2 separate regions of the Homo sapiens genome follow, and region 2 is linked to region 1. A link is a contact called in ENCODE Hi-C data. All regions are on one chromosome and are shown on one strand. The core of a region is the stretch at or near the end of the contact, and the rest is flanking DNA. Distances in the headings are between cores, read along the strand shown. Region 1 holds the start of ZNF175 (zinc finger protein 175). Region 2 has its middle 17 kb from the start of SIGLEC8.

Region 1 (5,091 bases), core at 929-3,428:
TGGAAGAAAAATGTTTGTGATATGTATATCTCTAAAAGACTTATTTTTAGAATATATAAAAAATTTTCACAACACAATAATTTTAAAACACAATGAAAAATGGGTGGAAGATTTGAAGAGTTGCTTCAGCAAAGAGGATAAATGAGTGGCCATTCGGCACTTGAAAAAATGCTTGATCTGGGAAATGCAAATTAAAATTACTATGAGATACCACTATGAGATACTCACTAAAACATATTAAATTAAAAAGACTAACAATACTAAGTATTGATAAGGCAGTGGAGCAACTAGAATTACCATGCATATGATAAAAGATAACTATTAAAACACCAACTCTCACCCTAAATAAGGAAAATTCAGGAGCATTCTCATTTGAATCAGAAACAAGACAAGGATGCCCACTGTCACCACTGTTACTTGACATTATTAAAGAGGTTATAGCCAACAAGGTAAAACCAGAAAAATAAGCAAGAAATGTAAAAATTAGAAACTGAGAAATATTTCCAGTATTTGCAGATGATGTTCAAGTTCCCATAGATTTTAATATCATAATCTAATAATAGAGATAAGTCCCATAACTTTTGCCATATTCTGTTGGTAAGAAGCAAATCTCAGGTTCCGTTTGCACTCAAAGGGATGGATTTGTACAAGGTGTGACTCAGTAGGTGTCACCTTAGGGTATGCCTGCCCCACTAAGAGTATGAGGGCGCAGTTACCCCTCATCCTACAGATATACAGATGTCCCAGTGGAGGGACGCCTTAACTTGCCCTGAACATACACATGCGGGGCTGTTGTACTTAAAGCCTCCTACTTCTATCTCAATTTTCACTCTCTGCATTTTCCTTTTTTTAAATAAAATGTACCAAAGCCGTAGGGTAAATCCTATGACACAGTAAAGAATAGTCTCAGATTTATAAGTGGAGAAAATTCAAAAGTTCTAAGTCCGGGGAATTTCTTAGTAACTCAAACAAAATGTCACACTTTCTCACATAATAAAGATAAGTGTTTTTATTGATTTTACACTATTTGCTTACAGTAAATATATAATTGATGTTTTAAAATAAAAGCAGGTTTCATGCTTCATGTAACAAAGTTAGGTTCAGATACTAATGTGAAAACTCAACTATTCCTGGGAAACCATGTTCAAAAAAATGCTTCATTGGCTAAGCAGTCTTATTTTATTATTCAAATGGACTAAAAATGAGGTATGAAGTAATTAAAAGTAATATGGTGGCTTTAAGTGCAGAGATGGGGTGGCAGAAGCTGTGAACACAGAATGTAAAATCGGTAACTACAAAATGGCACAAACTACGAAAGCAATATATTTAAATTACTATTTTTTAAAAAAGAAGGATCATTTCAGATCTTCACCTTCAGATCCTCACTCAGCCCTGCCTCCTATTTCCCATAATCAGCCATTTTTTTAATTTTATGATTGCTATTACTCACCTTCTAGAATATATTTTTGTTTATTTGATTGAACAACCTCTTCCTGAAAATTCTGCCCAGTTGGGCTGGCTGACATTGATCTCAGTAATTGTGTTTTTTTCCTTTAACTTGATTATATTTTTTTCATTCGCCTCTCTTTAAATGAAGTGTCCCAAGAGCCCTAAATTCTCTCTTCAGGTGGTCGCTTGGTAGGTTACTTCATCAATAGGTTCATCCAGGTATAGAGAGCAATGGTGTAAGGATAACAAAGATACAATTTCTCAGAAAGATAACATTTTCAAAAGTGCTATTAAAGACAGTGAGTTGTTCAGCAATTCAGGAAAAAAAAGTCTTTAAATCAGAGGGAAAAATATAGAGAAAAAGTATTTTTCAGAATACATGTCAGTTTCTCCTAGAAATATATATACACAAGTATTGAATAGGTCCCCTGCCAATGTAGGACCCAAGACTTTTACTCTGTGACATTCCATTTGTCCTTGGCTGTACGGAATAAAAGCCCTTTGACGATGGCGGCCTCCAATATCATAATCCGTATGGGTGCGGCCATGCCGTCCTCCCTACCAAGTTTCTGAAGTTGAATGAACCGCGGAATAAAGGTACGCCGTTATACGCCATGATAACTGTTGGCGGAGCGTAGCTTCAAAAGTGTTAGTGGGCATGCGCGCGGTTCAACAGCGCCTACGGAAATCCTAACGGGAATGTAACCCAAACCGGAAGTGGCCTAGAGCGACCATTTAGCTTCTGTTGTTAAGTGGATCTAAGCCTATGTCGCTTACTGGACGCTGAAGTGATTGGGAATATTAGCAGTGGGGGTTCTGTAGGGTCAGGAAGGGGCGGCTGGCTTTGGGGGAGTGATGAGGGGCTTGTTGGGGGTGGGGGTGCGTGATAAAGGGATTTCTCGGCTGAAGACGAGGCTGTGAGGTGAGTGACGGGCTTGTTTTGGCTGAGCGATGAGGGGTTTCTGGGGTGGGTGATGGGTGCTGTGGGGTAAGTGGCGTTTGCTAATTTTAGTTGGATAATTAGCCTGTTAATTTTCCCTCTTTTCTTGCTTATTTTCTGCTTGTAGTATTTTTGTGACTTAAATTCCAAGTGTACTTTAATATCGGATTTTATATTGGTCCACGAAACTTGCTAACTTGAGGACAGTGAACGTGCATCTTAAGAGCGCCTTTGCGGATGGTGCTGGAGGACGTTCAGGGAAGGGATTCACTGTCCGTGGGACTAGGGGAGTCAGTGATTGATTGGCAGCCAAGAGCTTCAGAGGTTGGAGGACTTTGAGGATCACACTGTAACACTCTCAGGGGACCAGTGATGGGCAACCTATAGGAATCAGTAGAGTGGGGTTGCCAGGGGTAGCCTATGGCAGCCAGTTGACTGGAGGCGTAGGGGGTCAATGATGGGGATTTGTGAGGGTGAATGCATTGCTTTCTAGGCAGTGAGTGTTGGGGTCCTTCAGGGATTGGTGGGTGGGTCAGTGTTGGCCTCTTCTTGGGTCCCTTGGACATGGTAAGGATCAGTAATTGACAGTTGAGCACATCGATGATGGTTTCCTATTGGGGCATTTCATTTGGACCCCTATGTTGGGGATTATTTGTCGTTTTATGGAAACCAGAAAATTGTGCTCGCTGGGAAACATTTCTTGGCTATCAGGGCAGTAAAGATTTCAGAAGCCTGTGCCATGTCAGTGACTGGGAGGCATTTTGGAACTTTCTGGCAGCCCTGTAGTACACTCATTGGGGATTTCTGAAAGTCAGTCCTGTCAGTGATTGCATTCAGGTGCGGTGGGGGCAACTTATTGTGGACAGGCAAGAAATGGTAACTGGAGGCCCTGATGCATGTCTGCAAATTTTCTGTGTCAAGATGGGGATTGGGACAGTGATTTTAAGTTTTAGCTCTAGTCAGAAGAGGCTGGTCTGTGTGTGGTGTATTATGGACGGGGACTGAAAAGTCCAGAAGCTCAGAATAGGTACACCAGACAGAGCCACCTCCCGGCCTGAGTTCTATGAAGGCAACAGAAAGAGGAAATGGTGTTTCTGGAAGCTGGCCACGTATGGGTACATGAGATAGTGGAGACAGTGTACAGTTTAGAACAAGGCAGATGTGGGGCTGATTCCCTGTTTTTCCATTTACAGACTGAGTAACCTTCAGGCAAATTATGTAACAGCACACAGCCTCATTATCCTCATCCTCAAAATGGGTATGATAATGCCCATGATATTTAGCTGACAATTAAATTGACAACTTTCTTTTTTTAATTCATATTTATCACGTGCCAGGCAGGCACTGAGGACTTGACAAGCTTCATCTTGGTTAAGTTTCCCAACATCTGTGATAAATACCTGCATTTTCATTTTGGAAACTACAACTAAAGTAATATTTTCATATTCTCACAGTGAAAATGTGGCAAAGCTGCAATGAATTCACCATTTAGTCCAGACTCAGTCTTTATTTTTAACCCTGACTAATAACTAGAGTTGGGCTTTCTGAACTTTGTCTACTCCAATGTCTGACACAGTGACTTCACCTCAGTGCCCTCAGGAAATATTTGTGGAGTGAATGTTGAATGAGTGACCATGTACTCATTGCTTTTCCAAGGCTTCTGCAGAACCCCCAGGTCAGGCCACATCATTGAGGCTGCAGGATCTCTCTTCATAGCCCAGTACGACTCTCCGCCGTGTCCCTGGTTGGAAAATCCAAACACCTATCCAGCTTCTGGCTCCTGGGAAAAGTGGAGTTGTCAGCAAGAGAGACCGAGAGTAGAAGCCCAGAGTGGAGATGCCTGCTGATGTGAATTTATCCCAGAAGCCTCAGGTCCTGGGTCCAGAGAAGCAGGATGGATCTTGCGAGGTAAACAGGGGCAGCCCTGGGGATAGTTCTCCAGAACGTGAGGGCAGACACAGGATGCAGCAGGTCTGGGCTCCCTGCTCCTGAGTCAGTCTTGAGCCTCCTGTCAAGCGAGGACCACAGAGGCTGATGTTTCCACATTCATAGGCTATCTGTGTTCTAGAGGAAACCATGAACTGGCTGATAAAAGAGGATAGTAGAGGGTTGGCCTTGGGTCAAGAAAGAAGAAACTGTAGTCCCTGGTCTGATCAGAAGCCCCAGTCATAGGATGGAAAAGCTGACTCTTTCCTGCTAAGCACTGGTTCTGCTCCTTCATCCACCACTGGGTCTTTGAAAAATTTCAAGTGGTCCCCCCCACCAAATTCCTTGCTTGGTCCATGGGGTTTGGCCCGTTTTTCCTCTGTTCTCATAAGGTGCGGCAAAATCTCCTTCCTTTGTAATTTAAATAGTCACAGGGAGGTAGAGTGAGAAGAGGCTTTTAAGGACCATGTGAAGAGGCTTTTAAACACTTTTTCCTGTTTAAAAAGGTGAACAAAAAATGCTGGAAAACAGTGTTTCCAGATTGCCCACAGATAGAAATAGTCAGGATTTGGTAACAAGAAATCAGAATTCTTGGTATAGTCAAGATTTCCTGAAATCCTAAATTATTCTGTGTATCTCTTGATGCTTTATTTACAAGTCTTTAAATAGTATGTGACTATAATAGTAAACAGTGTACCATTGTTCTGTGATGGGTTTATAACCAAATTTACAGAGATGTTCTGTTTTTTAAAAAAAGTATAATAAATATGTGTGTT
Region 2 (4,941 bases), core at 1,624-4,123, 130 kb before region 1:
CAACGAGAGAGAAACTCTGTCTCAAAAAAGAAGAAGAAAAAAAAAAAAACTAAACAAACAAAAAACAAACCCCCAAAAACAAAGATTTACAATCTTACCAAACAGGAATGGTAACTACAGGAAGTAGTTACTATCTGAGGTTATTGGTAATGTTATTGCTATTGTTAATGTCACTTTTTTTTCCCACTCCCATTTTCTCTGGAAGCCGTTTGGGAGGTCCTGCCTCTCACCTTCTCTATCCACTTCTTACTCCTACCAGAGGTTGTAGACAAAGATGAGGGTTGATGCATTGTGCAACTCTGTGGCTCCCCCTAGTGATATGATACATTTGGGGTGATGGGGTTTGCCTAGACAGGGCCCCAAGGATGCTGGTAGGGAGCAGGTAGGGAACCCCACCTTGTGTACAGCTCCTCAAAAATCCCAGGTTAACATTCCATTTGGTCTCCAGGCCTGATAAATGGGGAGGAGTGGCTGTTCATTAGTGTGCACTCTGGCTGCACCGGGCAGGACTTTGCCCCGGGAGGGACTGTGACGTTCTGCTCTCTTGGTAAGAAGGTACAAAGCTGGGCTCCAGAAATGGATTGAGAGCTCCTTGGGTCTGCTCCCCAGGCTGCCACCCGCCCCCAGGTGAGCCCTGGATACTGCTATTCCTGACTGAAGAGACAGGGTTTTGGACAAGGTGCTCCAGAAGGCCAGATTTCTCTCTGGGCAAGGTTCATGTGTTTCCCACACAAGTCTACTTCTGGGATTCTTCATGGATCTACAAATCGGACTAGGCAAAAGCTGTGCATGCTGCTGTGTATACAAAATAGTAAACCCTGATATAGACGATGGACTTTGGGTGCTAATACCGTATCAATGGAGGTTCATCAAGTATGACAAATGTACCACTCTGGTGGGAGATGCTGATAATAGAGGAGGTTATGCATGTGTGGGGGCAGGTGGTATATGGAGAATCTCTGTACCTTCTGCTCAATCTGTGAACCTAAACTGCTCTAAAAATTATGTCTATCCCGTCATATGCTTCTGGGAAAAATTGTCTATATATATTTTTTAAATGGAAAGAACTGGCTGGGCATAGTGGCTCAAGCCTACATCTCAGCACTTAAGGAGGCTGAAGTGGGAGGATTGCTTGAGTCCATGAGTTTGAGATCAGCCTGGGCAACATAGGCAGACTCTGTCTCTACAAAAAAAAAAAAAAAATTAGCTAGGCATGGTAGTGCATGCTTGTGGTCCCAGCTACTCGGGAGGCTGAGGCAGGAGGACTGCCTGAGCCTGGAGGGTTGAGGCTGCAGTGAACCATGATCATGCCACTGCACTCCAGCCTGGGCAACAGAGCAAGACCCTGTTTCAAAACAAATTGAAAAAAGCTTAATGCTCCTAAATAGGGTATTGGTTGAATAAGTCAACACACATCAAATTCAGTGGAATACTATGCAGCCATGAATAATTAACAGTAGTGGTGCAGAGCTGTTGCTTCTCCAGTGGGGATCCAGGACCCAAGGGCAGGGCGTGAAAAGTGCTTCAGAGGAGCTAAAGGCAGAAGGTCCACTTTGCATATCTTCTGGGGATGTCATTTATACTCAAATACTGAGTCAGGTCAATCAGACAACTTTAGTGACAATGAATGCATTATTTTCCCGTTGAAACTAACAGAAACGTGTTTTTCCATAGGCCACAAACATTCATAGGGACTTTCAGAGTAAAACAGAAGACTTCAGAGATATTTTGTAATTATATCTAGATACAGAAGACTTGAGATATTTTGTAAATATATGCTAGACACTCAGAGCTGTATATTCACCTTCCTCTGATTAAATTTGCCCTTAATGTTTCAGAATTCCTAATAAAGGACATTTAAGAATATGATCCCACTTTGGTAAACATTATGTATATGTGCATGAGTGTATATAACACATCAAAACTGAAAAGAGAGGATGGCAGATTGCAGGCATTGTTAGCCGGCCTCTCCCACCTTGGAAAGATGAAACAGTGTATAAAGATTTATGTTGTGACCTTTTCACCAGGGACCAACACAGGAACTTAACAGGAAAACTGGAAGAAACCACAGACCTTTCTAAAGAAACGGTGGGCAGCAGCCTACACCACGAGCCAGACAGAAAACTGTGAGTCCCCACAGTGTGAGAAGGGGAGAGACTGACTCAGGGATGTGCACTCCCACTGGGGTGCCACGCAGTCCAGGCCACAGGAGGGGGAAGCCCTCACCCTGCCCAGCACTGGAGCTGAGTTAGGGAGCGTTGGGGAGTAGATAAGGAGTCACATTGGGATGTGCTTGGCGTGCAGTCCTGGGCTCCAGCAGGGACAGAGGGAAGCCATTCCCGATGCTACCTCACAGGGGGCCTTGCAGAAGCCAGCTAGCTGACTCAGGAGGCGGTCACGGGTTGAGAGAAGCTCCCGACTGAGATCTGCAATGTCATCTTGAGTGGGGAAAGTAGACTTGCCCGAAATCTAAGACTCATAGGTGTTCTTGAGGGAGAAGAAAAAGCAAAAAGTTGAGAAAATTCAATGATTGGAAAGATACAGAATCAACCTAAGTGCTCTTCAACCCGAAGGAAAGGCTACAAAAGAATACACATCCCTGAGTCAGTCTCTCCCCTTCTCACACTGTGGGGACTCACAGTTTTCTGCCTGGCTCGTGGTGTAGGCTGCTGCCCACCGCTTCTTTAGAAAGGTCTGTGGTTTCTTCCAGTTTTCCTGTGAAGTCTCTGTGTTGCTCCCTGGTGCAGCTGCAGCGTAAGTAGGTTAGACAGGCGTTTCACAGCCTCCCTTACACAGCCTCCCTTAAAGGGAAACACATTTGCTAAATAGACGGAGAGAACAATCCGCCGGACAGCTCGCAAACCCCGACAGCGCATAAACCGCATCCTGGGCTCGTGGTCAAAACATCCTGTAGCAAGGAGGTAGAAGGGAAGAAGGGACAGTCCCCATATCCGTGCAAGTGCAGAAACCCATGCTTAGGTAGTGTCCTTGGGCTGACCTATGCTCATTATAATAGTGAAAACACACCCTCACGTGGAGACTTAAGGTGCTACTGAGACAGCGATGTATATGCACTAGCATGTACAGCCATTGCGCATGCGGGCCTAACAGACCACCCAGAACACGCTTAAGAGCAACACCGTCCCACCCACGCATGAGTAATCACGGAAGATTCCCCTAAAGGGAGTTTCCCCAGCGTCAGTCAGCGCTGTCTCACCTTTGAGCAGCCGCTCTGACCAGCTGTTAAGAGTGCACGTTCACTTTGCAATTAACTCTCTTGCTTACTTTTACCTTGGACTCACTCTCGAATTCTTTTCTTGAGGCAAAGTCAAGAACCGGAACTGGCCCACCAGCCATAGCAGGGGAGACTGTGTGTGCCGCGGTGCAGGCAGCACTCATGCCGGGAATGGTGAGGATGGCACCAGCTTGTCGGATTTTTTGTTGGCATTTGTGTTTGTTTCTCTACTCACCACCCAAGTGATAAAATAGGATCCTTGGTGTGGAACTTAGAATTATGCCAAAAAGCTAACAGTTCTCCTTTCTAGCCAGCTACAAAGCCAGACCATGCCCACCACTGCCATGCTTGCAAAACGGGTCACCACGGCCTGTAGGTGAGCAGTTGTGTAGGAGAAAAGAATCCAATTTTTTTGTGTGCTCTTTACTATTATGTAGACAGCTCCGTCTTCAGCCCACACTTTGGTTCCCTGTGGATTTCAGTTTGTGTCCTGTGTCTGAGGACAGCGGACTGAATACAGTGATTTTTTACCTCCAATAAATGTCATCCCGCTGCCCTTCCTGTGCCTCGAGGGTTGTCTGTTTTTCTCTTTCTTTTTCTTTCTTTCTCTTTCTTTCTTTCTTGCTTACTTTTCTTTCTTTCCTTCCTTCCTTCCTTTTCTTTCTTTCTTGTCTCCTTCCTTCCTTCCTTAACTCCTTCTTTCTTTTTGACAGAGTCTTGCTCTGTCACTCAGGCTGAAGTGCAGTGGCATTATCCCAGCTCACTGCAACCTCCACCTTCCAGGTTCAAGCGATTCTCCTGCCTCAGCCTCCCGAGTAGCTGGGATTACAGGCGCTCGCCACCACGCCCAGCTAATTTTTTGCATTTTTAGTAGAGACGGGGTTTCTCCATGGTGCCCAGGATTGTCTTGATCTCTTGACCTCGTGATCTGCCTACCTCGGCCTCCCAAAGTGCTGGGATTACAGGTGTGAGCCACCGCACCCGGCCCTGTTTTTCACTTTCTTTTTTTTTTTTTCCACAGGATTAAAATTATTTATTGAATAGACATTTATGGAGCATCTATTATAACAGGAAAAAGTACCAGGCCCTGAAGACACAAGAATAAAATCAAGCGTTTACAACTTACAAAAGGAGAAAGACAAGTACACCACAGTGTACAGCAATATTTATAGTACTGACATAAAGTAGTCATAGATATGGTGTTCGGGGGAGCAGTGAAGGACAAGGACCAGGACAGGGAACTCCATTTTGAGCAGAGTATTAAAAGATGACTAGGATAAAATCTTAAAGAAACGATATGCTATGCATTCCATGAAAACAAAACGAAAAACACCAGTGTGCTCTGCCTATCAGGATTCAAGCTGCCTTGTAAATATTACTAATTATTCATATTAGGAACACACTAGTCAACTCCATTAAAAAGCCACTTTCCATCCCTGCATAATGGTAGCTCTATGAATTTGTGATTCAGACCATATTCCCTCAAACAAATGCATTACTAAACTTTGACTAGACATCAGAATTGTTAAACAATAACAAAATAAAATTGAACAACTGAATAAAGCTGAAGCCCTGAACAGCCTAACTGGAAAAGGAGAAGACCCTTTAATTGGTCATATACACCTCTTGACCTGTATTTGGCAATCTGCTCTCCGACCGTCAACAGATAAGCAGCACAGCCCTCAAGGTTGGAGACTGATCTTTGG

What was found. A loop is a pair of places that touch in the nucleus more often than their neighbours do. Pooled maps may share reads with other maps.
Region 2: a map of CD8-positive, alpha-beta T cell shows a loop between it and region 1 (5-fold over the local background). The contact joins the enhancer-like site here to the promoter of ZNF175 in region 1. A Hi-C loop is called at or near these places in 1 of 168 maps with a recorded cell type or tissue (CD8-positive, alpha-beta T cell), 1 of 37 single-sample maps with no recorded cell type and 7 of 50 pooled maps.

The regions. Positions count from the first base shown.
Region 1 is chr19:51,569,105-51,574,195 of GRCh38, forward strand. It overlaps ZNF175 (zinc finger protein 175), which reads left to right and starts at 2,179. Exons shown (of 5, transcript NM_007147.4): 1 at 2,179-2,371; 2 at 4,046-4,297. The coding sequence starts at 4,226. RefSeq lists an enhancer at 1,841-1,900.
Region 2 is chr19:51,438,823-51,443,763 of GRCh38, forward strand. No RefSeq gene overlaps it. Among named protein-coding and RNA genes, the nearest start is that of SIGLEC8, 17 kb to the right of the region's middle. RefSeq lists enhancers at 2,501-2,790, 3,091-3,230. Within about 2 kb of position 2,874, at least 8 of the 41 ENCODE cell types and tissues checked have a DNase peak (open chromatin) inside an H3K27ac peak, as active enhancers do; they include CD8-positive, alpha-beta T cell, where a contact is called at or near this core.